Linked DNA regions of Homo sapiens: region 2 is linked to region 1. Evidence: read pairs that join two places in POLR2A ChIA-PET (ENCODE). Cell type or tissue: CD4-positive, alpha-beta T cell. All regions are shown on one strand. Links, peaks and the distances in the headings refer to the core of each region. The heading gives the core; the rest is flanking DNA.

Region 1 (8,334 bases), core at 205-8,204:
AAACACAGAAGAGTTTTTCAGCTGAGTTTCTGGGAGTCTGTGGATAGATTTCAGGAGGTCTATAGACTTGGATCAGAAAAATAATTACATCTGTATTTTCACTCAACTCAGACTGAAATTTAGCATTTTCTTCTATTTGAATGTAGACAACAAATCTCAGTAGTACTAGTAGCACTTGTTACTTTGTTACCAGTAGAAAGTATAGTTTTTTTAAATTATATCTCAGTTTTCACAGGTGTCTTGAAATGTTATCATTGCTTTGAAATTATGAGATTTCTTGGATGTGATACTAGATCTGATTCTAATTGTGTTAATAAAGAAGCACATGTATTACTGTATTGATTATGTATTACTGGGTAATGAATGACCCACAATTTGGGAGCTTTAAACAATAACCCATGATTCTGTTGGTCAGCAATTTGGGCTGTGCTCAGCTGGGTGGTGTTTTTTTTTTTGTTTTTTTTTTTGAGATGGAGTCTGTCTCTGTCGCCCAGGCTGGAGTGCAGTGGCACGATCTTGGCTCACTGCAAGCTCTGCCTCCTGGGTTCACGCCATTCTCCTGCCTCAGCCTCCCAAGTAGCTGGGACTACAGGTGCCCGCCACCACACCTGGTTACTTTTTTATATTTTTTAGTAGAAACGAGGTTTCACCGTGTTAGCCAGGATGATCTCGATCTCTTGACCTTGTGATCCGCCCGCCTCGGCCTCCCAAAGTGCTGGGATTGCAGGCATGAGCCACTGTGCCCGGCCTCGGCTGGGTGGTTCTTAAGGACTTGCCAGGATTGCTCATGTGGTTGCAGTCATCTGACAGCCCCACTGGGCCAAATAGTCCAAGATGGCCTTCCTCCCATGCCCAGCAGCTGGTGCTGACTGCAGGCTGGGCCACATGGCTCCAACAGGCTACCCTGGGGCTCTTCACATAGTCACAGTGTTACAAGACAGCAAGAGCATGAGCCACAAAGCCCCGTGAGGCTCAGGCTCAGAACTCCCCAGCACTTCCACTGTCTTCTGTGGGTCATAACAAATCCAAAGGCCAGCTCAGTCAGTTTGAGAGGGAATTCCATGGGTTGTGACTTCAGGGAAGTGTGATTAATTGGGGGCCATTAATATACTTACCTGTCACCTACCAAGTCCTAATTTTTTTTTTTTTTTTTTTTTTTTCTGAGACAGGGTCTCACTCTGTAGCCCAGGCTGGAGTGTAGTGGCATGATCATGGCTCACTGCAGGCTTGACCTTTGGGGCTCAAGCAATCCTCCCACTTCAGCCCCCTGACTAGCTGGGACTAAAAGTGTGCACCACCATACCTGGCTAATTTTGGCATGTTCTTTTTTTGTACAAAATAATCTTCTGGATGGGGCTCACCATGTTGCCCAGGCTGGTCTCAAACTCCTGGACTCAAGTGATCCTCCCATCTCAGCCTCCCAAGGTGTGGGGTTTACAGGCATGAACCACTGTGCCCAGCCTATGTCATAATTTTAAAAATTATTATAATAAGTTGGCCGGGCTTGGTGACTCACACTTGTAATCCCAGCACTTTGGGAGGCCAACGCAGGTGGATCACTTGAGGTCAGAAGTTCAAGACCAGCCTGGCCAACACAACGAAATCCTGTCTCTAGTAAAAATACAAAAATTAGCCAGGTGTGGTAGCAGGCACCTGTAATCCCAGCTACTTGGGAGACTGAGGCACAAGAATCACTTGAACCTGGGAGGCGGAGGTTGCAGTGAGCCAAGATCATGCCACTGTACTCCAGCCTGGGTGACAGAGCAAGACTCTTTCAAAAAAAAAAAAAATTATAGTAATTTTAACATGTTCGGTGTTTTCTGTAATTTTGTCTTTTACACTTTTTAAAATATTATTCTGAGAAGAGGTACATAGGCTTCAGCACATTGTCAAAGAGGGTCAAGCACATTATGAGATTAGGAGCCCTTGATCTAAAGGCAGGGAGTTCTGGAAAGAGGAGTATAGAAGCCTCAAGGCAGAAGCAAGCTGGCATGTCCAATGGGATAGAGGAGCAGAAGGAAAGCTCCTGCGGCCAGAGCCAAAGATTGAGGGGCAGAGTGGTTGGAGACAGAGGTAGGGCCAGATCATGTGACTTCTTTGAAAGCTTCTGAAACTTGCAAAGGGACCTCCACTTCCCCACTGCACCATACCCACAGAGTGTGAAAGTAGGTATTGTATGTAAATTGTATTTTATGATTTTTTGGGGTCATTGCTAACTTTTTTCAGTTATCTTGGCAGAAATAAGAAAATTCTTTTTTGCTATTCCATATATCTATTGTGATATCAGAGTCTGTTGTTTGTTTGTGTGTTTGTTTGTTTAAGACAGTCTTGCTCTGTTGCCAGGCTGAAGTGCAGTGGTGCGATCTCAGCTCACTGCAACTTCTGCTTCCCAGGTTCAAGTGATTCTCCTGCTTCAGCCTCCCAAGTAGCTAGGACTACAGGCGCGTGCCACCACACCCAGCTAATTTTTGTATTCTTAGTAGAGACAGGGTTTCACCATGTTGGCCAGGATGGTTTGATCTCTCGAACTTGTGATCCGCCCACCTTGGCCTCCCAAAGTGCTGGGATTACAGGCGTAAGCCACCGCACCCAGCCCCAGAGTCTGTTGTTTATAGAGGATGATTGGGCGTAGCTTTCTAGAGCTGGGAAAACCACCTTTAAACAGTATTATATACCAATATTTACTATTTCATAAATTCAGGCATATTTGCTTAAAATAATCTCCTGTAGAGAGGCAAGAAACAGAAGCCCATTTTTTTGTTTTTAGGAAATTCATAGAAGCCTTTGGTAAGGTTCTTTTAAGTTGGCAAACTCTATTTTCAGAAGACTTCTATGTTGACACTTGTGACCTACAGAATTGCTTTAAGAGGTCAGCACTGATAAAAACAGAGGGAAGCTGTAAAGGGAGGATTAGGCTAAAGTCAACTGGTGGAGTAGGCATAGGTGAATTACTAAAGTGTTGATGAAATGACTCTGTTGGAGTTACCAGTTTATTATAATGAGAGCTAAAGTGAAAAACGCCAGACAGCCTAGAAGCATTCTGAATAACAAGGAGCTCCAACCCCTTATATATAAATGAGGTTACATATAGTAGGTTGAAAGCAGGTTTCCAAAACAACCAATTAGTTTGTATAGCTTCAGCTTCAGGATTGATGATTACATTCCATAGGATATTACATTAAATTGATGAAATCTGCACGTCTCTGGGGAACTCCTTACAAGCTAGCCAGTGAGCTTTTATGATGATAAGATACAGAATGGATAAAAATCTTCTGATGCCAAAAAAGCTTTGGCCCTGCCCAAGTTAGGATCTATATTCATATTATCACCAGGTAAAGTGTCTTGCAAACTTTCTTAGCTTTCATTCCTATCAGACTGCAGTTCATGACTGTGAGGTGTCAAAGACTCTCTCCTTAACCAAGCTTCAGTCATGCTCTGCTAATGTCTCTTTTGGACCAGGCTTCAAGCTTGCTCCACCCCCAGCTTTGGCTTGCCCAGCCCAGCCTTAGCAAGGAATTCTGCTAAGTCATCTCCCAACCCTAGATATCTAATTACCCTTGATATCTGATCAAGTTCTTCATCCTCCACCTTTTTGATGTCTAAGTCCTTGGACTGCCTTTAGCAAGAGTCCTGTTAGGCCAGCTTAGCAAGAATTCCCCTGCCCTTGATGTGTTCTTTTAGCAATTTCCCATCCTTTGACATCCTCATGCTGTTCTTGGCTATAAATCTTCACTTGCTCTTGCTGTTTCAGAGTTGAGCCCCTTCTTTTCCCCCCTCCAATTGCAATGGTTTTGAATGAAGTCTTCCTTACCATTTTAACAAGTGTCAGAATAATTTTTTTAACATCTGTCTTTACACCACAGTCAACAACCCCTTATCCTCCCCAAAACTCTGAGCTAACGCCACTACTTAGAGATTACAGTGTCTGCCTATTTTATTAGCTGGAACTGCATCAGTGATTTTGGAGTTGAATTTTTCATTTTTTACATGAAAGATTATGTGTTTATAATTTGTTGTTTTCACATATGCATAAACAGAACTAGGAAGAGCTGTACTCAGGAGTCAAGTCAGAAGAAAAAACATCACCATGTTCAAATAGACAACTGAACATGCCTCTGAAAACCAGAGACAAAGGGAGTTATTTACAGTTAACATCTATAGAATATGGGCCGGGTGTAGTGGCTCACGCTTATAATCCCAGCACTTTGGGAGGCCAAAGCAGGAGGATTGCTTGAGCCCAGGCATTCGAGACCAGCTTAGGCAACATGGCGAGACCCCACCTCTATAAAAAATTTAAAAATTAGCTGGGCGTGATGGTGTGCATCTGTAGGCCCAGCTACTCAGGAGGCTGAGGTGGGAGGATCACTTAAGCCTGGGAGGTCAAGGCTACAATAAGCTGTGATTAAGGCACCTGGGCAACAGAGCAAGACCCTGCTTCTACCAAAAAAAAAAATATATATTAAATTTGTAGAAGTCTGGGCACAGTGGCTCACACCTGTAATCCCAGCACTTTGGGGGCTGAGGCAGAAGGATTGCCTTCACGAGTTTGAGACCAGCCTGGGCAACATAGTGAAATACCATCTCTACAAAAAATACAAAAATGAGCCAGTTGTGCTGGTGTACACCTGTAGTCCCAGCTACTTAGGAGGCTGAGGTGGGAGAATCACTTGAGCCTGGGAGGTCAAGACTGCAGTAAGCCGTGATCATGCCACTGCACTGTAGCATGGGTGACAGAGTGAGAACATGTCTTTAAAAAAAAAAAATCTGTGGACTATGAAGCAAGATGAGAGACATTTGAAAGCATATGTCGGAAAGTCAGGTATACTTCTAGAGCTGGCTCTCTGTTAGGATAGAGACCTTTAAAATGTTTCTAGTGCTTGCAGATGTCACCCTACCCTCCTGCAAAGATAACAGTGCATTTACTTCTGTCACTGTAGATTAGTTTTGCCCAGGTATTCTTTTCTTAGGGCTGCCGTAACAAAGTCTGGGTGGCTTTAAAACAACAGAAATTTATCGTCTCACAGTTCTGGAGGCCAAAAGTCAGAAATCATGGTGTCGGCAGGGCCATGCTCCCTCTGGCAGCTCTAGGGAAAGGCCTTTCCTTGCCCCTTCCTGGCTTCTGGTGTTTGCTGGCAATCCTTGATGTTCCTTGGCGTGTAGATGGGTCACTTCGGTCTTTGCCTCCATGGTCACGTGGCCATCTTTTCCCTGTGTTTCTTCACATAGTCTTCCCATCCCACATGCAGAAGTATGTGTCAGTTTCTGTGTGGCTGAATTTCCCCTTTTTATAAAGACAGCAGCCCTATCGGATTGGGCCTCCTCTAATGATCTCATTTTAATTTTTGCCTTTGTAAAGACCCTGGGAGTTAGGACTTCAACATGTCTTTTTTGGGAGACAATTGAACCTACATAGCATGTTTTTGAACTTTACATGCAGAATCATATTGTATGTAGTCTTTTGCATCTGGCTTATTTCAGTCAATATATTAGTGAGATTCATCTGTGTTGCAATAGCAGTTTCTATTCATTGTCAGTCCTACCTACCACTATATCAAGGCTCTGCAAATTATGGTGTGAAGGCCAAATGCATCATGACTTATTTTTTTCGCATATGGATATCTAGGTATTACATAAGAAAATGTGGTTTTTGGTTTCTATGATACTTCTTCCCATATTTCTCTTTGTTTGAATAGGAAACAAATCTAATTAATCCTTAATTAAAAGAAAACTTTTATATCCCATCTTTCCATGACTATGAATATGTTACATGTATAAATGTTTATATCTGTTATGTGGTCATTATACATTTTGAACTAAAACATAGCTTATACTTGCCATATAAGTTTATGGAAAAAGTTAAATATTTTACTTAATTGATTGATTTATATCCTGTAACTTTACACATAAGTCCTGGTAATACAAGCTTGTTGTTAAAAAAAAAATTGAAATGATCCAGAAGGACATAAAATCAAACGAATAGGCTCCTCTCCTTATCCCTGTGGCTTGCCCAGTCTAATTCTTTATAAGTCACCGCTATTGACAGTTTTCTGGATATTCTTACAAATATTTTTTCTGACATGGAAGTGTGCATGTATCTGTGTATGTGTGTGTTCCCTGTATTTCTAACATACCTGGGATCCTAATATGCATACTAATCTATGACTTGCTTTTCACATTTAATAATATATTGTGACTACATTTCCATTTTAGTACAATAAAGTTTCTCCTCATTCTTTTTTTCTGTTTTTGAGATAGAGTCTTGCTCTGTTGCCCAGGCTGGAGTGAAGTGGCCTGATCTCGGCTCACTGCAACCTCCGCATCCCAGGTTCAAGTGACTCTCCTGCCTCAGCCTCCCAAGTAGCTAGGATTACAGGCGCCCACCACCACGCCTGGCTAATTTTTTTTTTTTTTTTGGTATTTTTAGTAGAGACGGGGTTTCACCATGTTGGCCAGGTTGGTCTCAAACTCCTGACCTCAGGTGATCCACCTACCTTGACCTCCCAAAGTGCTGGGATTACAGGTGTGAGCCACAGCGCCCGGCCTTTCTCGTTTCTTAAAATAATTTTATAATGTTCCGTTCAATGGATGCATGATAATGTGTTCCCCAAATAGCAAACGTTTAGACTGTTTCCAATTTTTTGTGTAAGTATACATGGATTTGTTTCTGTTTCTATTTACTTCTATGAAAACATACTTAAGAATGATTTTTAGATGTTGAATTGCTGGGTAATATATATGTGCTTTTAAGTTTTTGACAGATACCACTAAATTGCCATTCGAAAAAATGCAGTAACAATTTACACCCCATGAGGTGTTTTTATTATTATTTTTAACTACCAGGACTTTACACCTTGTAAAATCTACAATAAGAGAGTTATATATTGACTGTTTACTCTGTTGTTTCAGAACAATGAGATGGTGGAGCTACAGAGAATACGGATGAAGGATGAAATCCGAGAATATAAGTTCCGGGAGGCACGGCTCCTTCAGGACTATACTGAATTGGAAGAAGAAAATATCACATTGCAGAAACTAGTGTCCACGTTGAAGCAGAACCAGGTAAGGTTTAAGAAATTTTTTGTTATACTGAAGATGGATCTACATCTTCTGACCACTAGGGTTAAATCTCCAAACTTGTCAGAATTTATTGTTACTCTTTTATCTTCTCTCTATAACATTTATGTACTGCAATGTCCCAACCCTCCTATTTCAGCTAAAATATAGAAGGAAAAAATACACCTGTAAGTAGTATAGTGTACACTAAAGTTTTATTGAATAAGAAAAAGAATTTTAGTTTTTATTTTAGCTCTGTGTTCATTTATTTCATAAGTCAAATGTATCGTAACAAATTTAACCTGACAACTTCTCATTAAAAGCCTGAGTCTTAGCCGGGCATGGTGGTGTGTTCCTGTAATCCCAGCTACTTGGGAGGCTGAGGCAGGAGAATCACTTGAACCCAAGACGTCAAGGTAGCAGTGAGCCCAGATTGTGCCACTGCACTCCAGCCTTGGTGACAGAGTGAGACTCCGTCTTAAAAAAAAAAAAAAAAAAAAAAAAAGCCTGGGTCTGTAAGCTTGTCTATGAGCTTAGGGTCTCCCTACAATCACTGGTCTCTCACTCCCTTAAAATTTTTTCTGTAAATTGCTTTCAAATCGTAGAGGGGAATGGATTATGAAGTATAAATCAAGAAGAGCAAAATTATAAGAAAAAGAGGCCGGGCGTGGTGGTTCATGCCCGTAATCCCAGCACTTTGGGAGGCCGAGGCGGGTGGATCACCTGAGGTCAGGAGTTTGAGACCAGTCTGGCCAACATGATGAAACCCCGTCTCTACTAAAAATACAAAAATTAGCCAGGCATGTTGGTGGGTACCTGTAATCTCAGCTACTCAGGAGGCTAAGGCAGGAGAATTGCTTGAACCCAGGATGCGGAGGTTGCAGTGAGCCGAGATTACACCACTGCACTCCAGCCTGGGTGACAGAGTGAGATTCCGTCTCGAAAAAAAAAAAAAAAAAGAAAAAGAAAATGCCTGTTTTCTTTTTCAGCTGTAACCTGACTACAAAGATTACATTCGTACATTTAAATGATTTTTTTGCTGTAATGGGGGTTTGATAGCTTAATTTTCCTGATTGGTTTGCATTGTGGATTTTCAGAACTATTAATAATTATTGAATCTGTAATTTTAGAAGAATTTATTTATGAATACAGTTGAATCGAGTAGTTAATTAAGCAAAGGTGAATTGGATGTTCGAGTTCTTTTCAAGGTGCTTCCTCAGCGACACCTCTATTCTGGTCTAAACGCTGTTGCCACCTCTCAGTTCAGATCAACAGCCTATG
Region 2 (8,334 bases), core at 227-8,226, 550 kb before region 1:
TTTTAATAGAGACGGGGTTTCACTATGTTGGTCAGGCTGGTCTCGAACTCCTGACCTCGGGTGATCCACCCACCTCAACCTCCAAAAGTGCTGGGATTACAGGTGCGAGTCACCACGCCCAGCCAGGAGCAGAATCTTTAAGGATAAATTGGTGGGTTGGGGGAAGCCAGTGACCCGGGAGTGCTGATTGGTCAGGACGGAAATGAAATCATAGGGAGTTGAAGCTGTCTTCTTGTGCTGAGTCACTTCCTGGGTGGGAGCCACAAGATCAGATTAGCCAGTTTATCCATCTGGGTGGTGCCAGCTGATCCGGCAATTGCAGGGTCTGGAAAATATCTCAAGCACTGAGATATTTGAAGAAAATCTTGAAGCCTCTAGTTGCATGACTCTTAAACCATAATTTCTAATCTTGTAGCTAATGTTAGTCCTACAAAGGGAATCTAGTCCCCAGGCAAGAAGGAGGTGTGCTTTGGGAAAGGGCTGTTATCATCTTTGTTTTAAACTATAAGTTTCTCTCAAAGTTAGTTCAGCCTATGCTGAACGAACAAGGAGGTTAGAAGCAAGATGGAGTCGGTTAAGTTAAAACTCTTTCACCGTCTCAGTGATAATTTTGCAAAGGCGGTTTCAGTTTGATAAGGCAACCTAGCCAGCCTGTTGTGATCCAGCCAGGAAGGGGCTACAGGAATACCCTTCAAGCTCCATTCTTCATCCCCTTTTTGATGTCCTGCTGTCGGCTGTCATTGCTTCAGCCAACCAGAAGTTAGAGCTCAAAGCATCCCCGTTTATGCGATCAATAAAAGTCAGCTTCTCAGAGCCTAGAGTAGAGAAGGAGAGAAATTAGAAAATAAGTAACTCATCAACAGATTACTGATTTTTTTGGTAAAGGGATTAAATATCAAAAACATTTTGAAAATTAATAAGAATAGCTTCATCTGAGCCAAAATAATAATTATTATAGTTTCCTTTTTTTCTTTTTTTTTTGAGACAGTCTCACACTCTCGCCCAGGCTAGAGTGCAGTGGTGTGATCTTGGCTCACTGCAATCTCCGCCTCCTGGGTTCATGTGATTCTCCTGCCTCAGCCTCCCAAGTAGCTGGGATTATAGGAGCCCACCACCAAGCCCAGCTAATTTTTTTTGTATTTTTGGTAGAGATGGGGTTTCACCATGTTGGCCAGGCTGGTCTTCAACTCCTGACCTCAGGTGATCCTCCCGCCTCAGCCTCCCAAAGTGCTGGGATTACAGGCGCGAGCCACTGTGCCCAGCCTATTATAGTTTCATAACAGTGAGAGGGATGACAATTGTGGTCTTTCACTAAGATGCTGGGAGCCAGCGCAATGACAGCTTAAACCACCATCTTTTTTTGATTAGCTTCACTTGTTATTTTTATTTTTAGAAAGTTATGTAATTCCTAACTCACAATTACTGGTTATTGCAATGGAATCAAATGCCTGGTATTTCTGTCAGATAATCAGACTTTCAAACCCCATTACTTACATTCATTCAAACAAATATTTAATACCTGTTATATACCAGGTGGGATGTATCAGTACATGAATATGTCCTCTAGGAGCTTACACTCTAGTGTGAGAGATAGAAAAGCACACAAACAAAACAGCATATGGAGATACGAACTATAAAGAACAAGATGGGGAGGACGGATTGAGAGAAAGAGAGAGATTTATTTTTGCTCAGGTGGTCATGGAAGGCTTCTCTGACGCTGTGACACTTCTGCTGAGATCTGAGGATTAAAAAGGAGGCAGCTATGCAGAGATTTAGAGACAGAGGGAAAAGAAAGGCACTGAAGTAAAAATGTGCTTGATAGCATTTGAAGGACAGAAGGAGGTCAGTGTGGCTGAATGGAGCAGGGAGTAGGAGGAAATGGGATTGGCTGAGCCTGGGCCCAAATCAGGTAAAACCTTGACGATCAAAAAACTGTCTTTGGGCCAGGCCTGGTGTCTCACGCCTGTAATCCCAGCACGTTGGGAGGCTGAGGCAGGTGGATCACTTGAGGTCAGGAGTTTGAGACCAGCCTGGCCAACATGGCGAAACCCCATCTCTACTAAAAATACAAAATGTAGCCTGGCATGTGGTGGCAGGTGCCTGTAATCCCAGCCACTCGGAAGGCTGAGACACAAGAATCTCTTCAACCTCAGAGGCAGAGGTTGTAGTAAGCCAAGATGGCACCACTGCACTCCAGCCTGAGTGACAGAGCCAGACTCTGTCTCAAAAAAAAAAAAAAAAAAAAAAAACAGCTGGGTGCAGTGACTGATGCCTGTAATCCCAGCACTTTGGGAGGCTGAGGTAGGCAGATCACTTGAGGTCAGGAGTTCGAGACCAGCCTGACCAACATGGTGAAACCCTGTCTCTACTAAAAATACAAAAATTAGCCGGGTGTGGTGGCGTGCACATGAAGTCCCAGCTACTTGGGAGGCTGAGGCAGGGGAATTGCTTGAACCCGGGAGGTGGAGGTTACAGTGAGCCAAGATTGTGCCACTGCACTCCAGCCTGGGTGACAGAGTGAGACTCCGTCTCAAAAAAAAAGAAGCCAGGCGCGGTGGCTCACACCTGTAATCCCAGCACTTTGGGAGGCCGAGGTGGGCGGATCATGAGGTCAGGAGATGGAGACCATCCTGGCTAACAGAGTGAAACCCCATCTCTACTAAAAATACAAAAAATTAGCCAGGTTTGGTGGCGGGCACCTGTAGTCCCAGCTACTTGGGAGGCTGAGGCAGGAGAATGGCATGAACCTGGGAGGCAGAGGTTGCAGTGAGCCGAGATCGTGCCACTGCACTCCAGCCCAGGCAACAGAGCCAGACTCCATCTTAAAAAAAAAAAAAAAAAAAAAAAGACAAAAAAAACCCCCAAACAAACTGTCTGATTCAGGCATGGTGGCTCATGCTTGTAGTCATAGCTGAGGTGGGAGGATCCCTGGAGCCCAGGAGTTTGAGGTTGCTGTGAGTTATGATCATGCCACTGCACTGTAGCCTAGACAACAGAGTGAGTGAGGCCCTCTTTTTCTTTTTTTCTTCCTGAAGTCTTTGACAGAGCAGAGAAAGACCTTATCTCTAAAAAAACATAGCAACAAAAAAACCCAAACTAACTTTGATGCATCAGGGCTGTGAAGAAGCAACACACACACACAGACACACACACTCACTTGCACACCTGACTTTGAATCTTATTCAAAATGAAATGACAGTATTGAAGTTTTAAAGAAGGGGAATGATACCCGTGCAACACAGGTGAGCCCCAAAATTGGGGCTTAGCCTGGGGAAGTCCTTGGCTTTACCCAGGAAATAATTCAAGGGTGAGCTGATAGTAGAAAACAGGTTTGTTTGTTTGTTTGTTTGTTTTTGAGACATGGTCTCGCTCTGTCACACAGGCTGGAGTACAGTGGCATGATCTCAGCTCACTGCAGCCTCCACCTCCTGGGTTCAAGAAATTCTCGTGCCTCAGCCTCCCAATAAGCTGGGATTATAGGTGCTCCCCACCACGCCTGGATATTTTTTGTATTTTTAGTAGAGATGGGGTTTCACCATGTTGTCCAGGCCAGTCTCGAACTCCTGACCTCAGCTGATTCTCCCACCTTGGCCTCCCAAAATGCTGGGATTACGGTGTGAGCCACCATGCCCAGCCAGAAAACAGCTTTTCTGATGTGGCAGTGTGACAGCTCCATGACTGCTCCTGCAGAGCGGAGCTACCCCATAGGCAGTGTATTGAGAGGAGCAGCTCAGAGGCAGTTCTCTAATCATGTTTATACCCACTTCTAATTACATGCAAATCAAGGGGCAGGTAATTCAGAAATTTCTAGAAAAGGGGTGGTAATTTCCAGGTCATTGCCAGAGAGAGTGGTGCTAACTTCTAGGTGTTGCCACAGCAATGGTAAACTGTCGCGTCACTGGTAGGAGTGTCTTATGAAGAAGTGCTTTCCATGCTTCTCTGTTTCAGCCAGTCTTCAATCTGGTCTGGAGTTGAGTCCCACCTCCTACCTCAATACCATTTGGGCGGCAGTGTGAAGAATGGAGGGGGCTTTGGGGAGTGAATTGCAGCATGTTTTGAATAGGTTAGAGCCTGGTGGTGGCTTCCCCGAAGGCTATGCCTCTCCTTAATCCCCTCTAGAATCTTTAGCTTCCTCACAAGGTGGGAAGCCCTTCAGGGACCGAGAAGGAGGTGATGGTGGTGGCAAGCAGCATTGCATCTGCAGGACCTTTGGGCCTGGATCTGTTGCCTTCAATCTTGCATTGCTGTGATGACAGTGATAACACTTGATATCTTAGTATCACAGGCTCTTGAATCTCAGAACCACGGAGGCTGTGTCACTAAGAGCTTGGTCTCTGACTACAGCTTCTGAATCCTTATTTTGGCCTAAAATGAATCACTTGACTCCTTAGTAATTCTATTTTTTCACCTGTAATATGGGGATAGTAATATAAAGCCTATTCAAAGTGCATGAGGACAGGCAATTCTCAGAATTCAAAATTTTCAAGATTTTAGAAAGCTATTATGGTACATATGACTGGATATTATGAGACACCCCATTTTGAGTTGGGTTTTCAGCCACATGTATTCTTCCTAAAAATCTGTTACATCACCCTCTTTTACCTTTCTCTTAGCAGTTAACACTCTGTAATATCTTAATTTGTTTGTTTGTTGCTTGTCTCCATCAATTAGAATGTAAGTTCCTTGAAATCAGGGACTTTTCTTTTGTTTGCCACTGTGCCTGAAACACTTTAAACAGTACATGATACCTAGTGAATAACCAATAATTACTAATTGAAAATGAATGAATGAACAAAGCTTTGATTTGTCTCTTTCCAATCTCTACCTCCTTGCCTCTAATCCTTCAATGAGTTTCTGGGCTCAGTCTTCAAAATGTACTCAAATTTGACCACTGCTGAACATCTGTGGGGCTGTCAACTGAGTGCACGCCCAGGCTGAAAGTGTTGTCTGACTCTCCTGTTCACCTGGTAAACTCCTCACTCCTCTTCCCATTTGTTCATTGATTCCACATTTATCGAGGTACACGCAGGGTGCTAGGCGTGAACTCACAGTCTGGTGGGGGAGGTAGGAGAGGAACACTGATAGAGATCATTACTGCATAAGAAATGGGGAAGCAGTGGCTCACGCCTGTAATCCCAGCACTTTGGGAGACCAAGGGGGGTGAATCATTTGAGCTCAGAAGTTCCAGACCAGCCTGGCCAACATGGAGAAACCCCATCTCTACTAAAAATACAAAAATTAGCTGGGTGTGGTGGTATGCGCCTGTAATCCCAGCTACTTGGGAGGCTGAGGCAGGAGAATTGCTGGAACCCTGGAGGTGGAGGTTGCAGTGAGCCGAGATCGTGCCATTGCACTCTAGCCTGGACGATAGAACGAGACTCTGTCTCAAAAATAAATAAATAAATAAGGAAAAAAAAGAAATGGGGAATGCAGAGGTGGGTGTGGTGGTCTGGGCAGGTGAAGACCTGCAGCCCTCACTCCAATTGCACAGAAGACTAGGCCAGAGACAAGGAGTCACTCCTCTCTGCTCTGTGCTGGGGTGGAGATGGGGGTTGGGATTAGGGTGGTGGGGGGTTCTTTTGTGTATATGAGGAGAAGCCAGGCAAACCCTTGCATCTGTTCTTCCCCTCAAATGATATTTTAAAAAACAAACAAGCCCAGTCCAGAGTGAGTACACCTTGTCCTGCCTCTTTTCTCATGTGTTTAGGTGGGAGTGACCTTCTGGCCCCATTTGACAGTAGAGAACCTGAGATTAGGCAAGGAGAAGCCATTTCCCCAGGCTTGCCACAAACTAAGGCCGCAAACAGACTGTGTACCATTCGCTCAGGAGCAATTCGTATTGCAGCTCATGAGCACCCAGTCCAGAGCCACCTCCAGAACAGGAGCTCAACCCTCTTTTTGAGAGCTTCTCTGAGGGGCCCTCCTATTAAAAATGGGGAAACTGAGGCCCGGAGAAAGGAAGTGACTTGCAAGGAGTAACAGAGCAGTCAGAGAGACCTGCCCCAGGAGTTCTAATTCTAATCACCATAACAGCTATTATTTATTGAGCCCTTCCTGTGTGCTGAATCTTGTTCCAAGCCTTTACAAATAGTGTCTTGTTCCATCCCCCAGTGATTCTATGGCTATATACTAAAAGCCCACAGTCCTTTATCTGCAATTTGGAAGCCCAAAAAACTCTGAAGCCAAAAGGATTTTCCTGTATTTGCTGCCCAGACTCTTCTGTGTGAAGAGTGGATAAATGTGGAATCAATTAATGAATGGGAAGAGGAGTGAGGAGTTGAACAGGTGAACAGGAGAGTGAAGCTATTTAAATTATATATTTTTTTGGTTTGTTTGTTTAATTGTTTGTTTCTTTGTTGAGATGGAGTCTTGCTCTGTCACCCAGGCTGGAGTGCAGTGGCACGATCTCGGCTCACTGCAACCTTCGCCTCCCGGGTTCAAGTGATTCTCCTGCCTCAGCCTCCCGAGTAGCTGGGATTATAGGCGCCCACCATCATGCCCAGCTAATTTTTGTATTTTTAGTAGAGACGGGGTTTCACCATGTTGGCCAGGCTGGTCTCGAATTCCTGATCTCAGGTGATCCGCCCACCCCGGCCTCCCAAAGTGCTGGGATTACAGGCGTGAGCCACCACGCCCAGCCTATTTATATTTTTTAATAATAATTTTTATTGATAAATTTTAAAAATTAGGGGGAAAAGGTGTGAATAGCCATACCCTTATTAGCGTTTCATTGTTTTGTAACAATACACATTTACCAAGTAGCAGGAGTCTGAGCATGGCTTGACTGGGTCCTCTGCTTATGGTCTCAAAAGGCTACAATCGAGCTGTCATCAGGGACTGCAGTCTCACCTGGGTTCAGATGGGGAAGGACTCACTTCCAAGTTCACTCATGTTAATGGCAGAATTCAGTTCCTTGAGGTCGTAGGACTGAGAGCTTCAAGTTTTTTGTTGGCTGTTGGCTGGAGGCTGCCCTCAGCTCTGAGAGGCTGCCTGTATTTCTTGCCATGCAGAGTCCTCTAACATGGCCATCTGCGCCCTCAAAGCTAAACTGGGGGAGGGGGAGAAAGATGGGTGCTACCATCTTATGTAACATGACCCCAATCATGTACACACAATCACATACATCCCATCATCTTTACTGTTTCTTTCAGTTAGAAGCGAGCCACAGATCCTGCCCACACTAAGGGGAAAGGATCACATAAGGGGAGGCAAGGATCGTGGGGCCAACTAAGAGTCTTTCCACCACAAACCACAAAGCCTTCCACTGCAAATATTATTGTGTTTGGTTATGTCCTAGAAAAAAATAAGGTTTTAATCTCACATGAAAAGTCAGAATGCCAGACTGGGCAATATGGGAAAACCTCATCTCTTCCAAATATATATATATATATATCCAGCTGTGGTGGCACATGCCTGTAGTCCCAGCTACTTAGGACGCTGAGGTGAGTGGATCGCTTGAGCCTGGGGGGGGTCAAAGCTGCAATGAGCCAAGACTGTGCCACTGCACTCCAGTGGACAACAGAGTGAGACACTGTCTCAAAAAAAAAAAAAAAAAAAAAAAGAGAGAGAAAAGGAAGGAAGGAGAAGGAAGAGAGGAAGAGAGGAAGCGGGGGAGGGAGGGAGGTCAGAATAAGAGGAGGGAGGTCAGAATAGGATAGTTCCAGGGTTGGTTGTTCAGTGGCTTAATGACATTATAATTCCTGCTCAGAACCTCTGTGATTCCCTTGAGTTTTCCTCTCATGCTTTCAAGATGGCTCTGCAGGTCCAAGCAATACATCCTTGCACTGAGGATGCAAGTTAGGAAAATTCTAGTTCATTGCTTTACTTTGAGCCTCTTATTTGACTTATTCCATTTTACTTGTGAAATACGCATGTGACAGCTGGAATTGGCATTAGACATGTTAGACAGAAAGTAAAATTGAGTATATTTCTGATTCTCAAGCATTTGTTTTTGCCACTGTTTAAGAAATAAGCAATGCATTGTCACATACTAAGCACTCAGTTGTTTGTTGAATGAAATATAACACTGTAGGGTAGGGTAGGAGAACACTAAAGTTCCTGGAGGCAGGTAACATGTACTTGTATTTTTCTCACATCTCTCTTGTTAAGAACACAAAATCTTTGCCTAGAAGAACTCACAGCAGCATCCTCAGTACTATGGCACTTGCTATGATTAAACCAATCATTACCAAGGGAAATGAGATATGACTTAGATCAATCATAATTCATCCCTCAGGATGGGCATGAGTCTGAATACCCCTATAGCACATGGCCATCTGATACCTGAACAAAATCAGGATTCTGTTAAAAAAGAAGAGGAAGGGAGAAGGAATG

What was found. ChIA-PET counts read pairs that join two places held together with the same protein. Peaks named below come from ENCODE experiments on the same cell type or tissue, not always from the same donor. Only the 100,000 strongest peaks of a DNase experiment are listed, where the experiment ranks them.
Region 2: POLR2A ChIA-PET joins it to region 1 with 10 read pairs; 4 of 35 experiments call an interaction of 5 or more read pairs at or near these places.

The regions. Positions count from the first base shown.
Region 1 is chr12:32,287,088-32,295,421 of GRCh38, forward strand. It overlaps BICD1 (BICD cargo adaptor 1), which reads left to right. Exons shown (of 10, transcript NM_001714.4): 3 at 6,907-7,059. Among named protein-coding and RNA genes, the nearest start is that of FGD4, 110 kb to the right of the region's middle. In CD4-positive, alpha-beta T cell, for the core only: no CTCF peak of the experiment used is centred there; no DNase peak of the experiment used is centred there.
Region 2 is chr12:31,733,662-31,741,995 of GRCh38, forward strand. No RefSeq gene overlaps it. Among named protein-coding and RNA genes, the nearest start is that of AMN1-AS1, 8.6 kb to the left of the region's middle. RefSeq lists an enhancer at 1-758. In CD4-positive, alpha-beta T cell, for the core only: no CTCF peak of the experiment used is centred there; DNase peaks (open chromatin) are centred at 240, 2,950, 3,890 and 5,116; H3K27ac peaks cover 1,137 bases.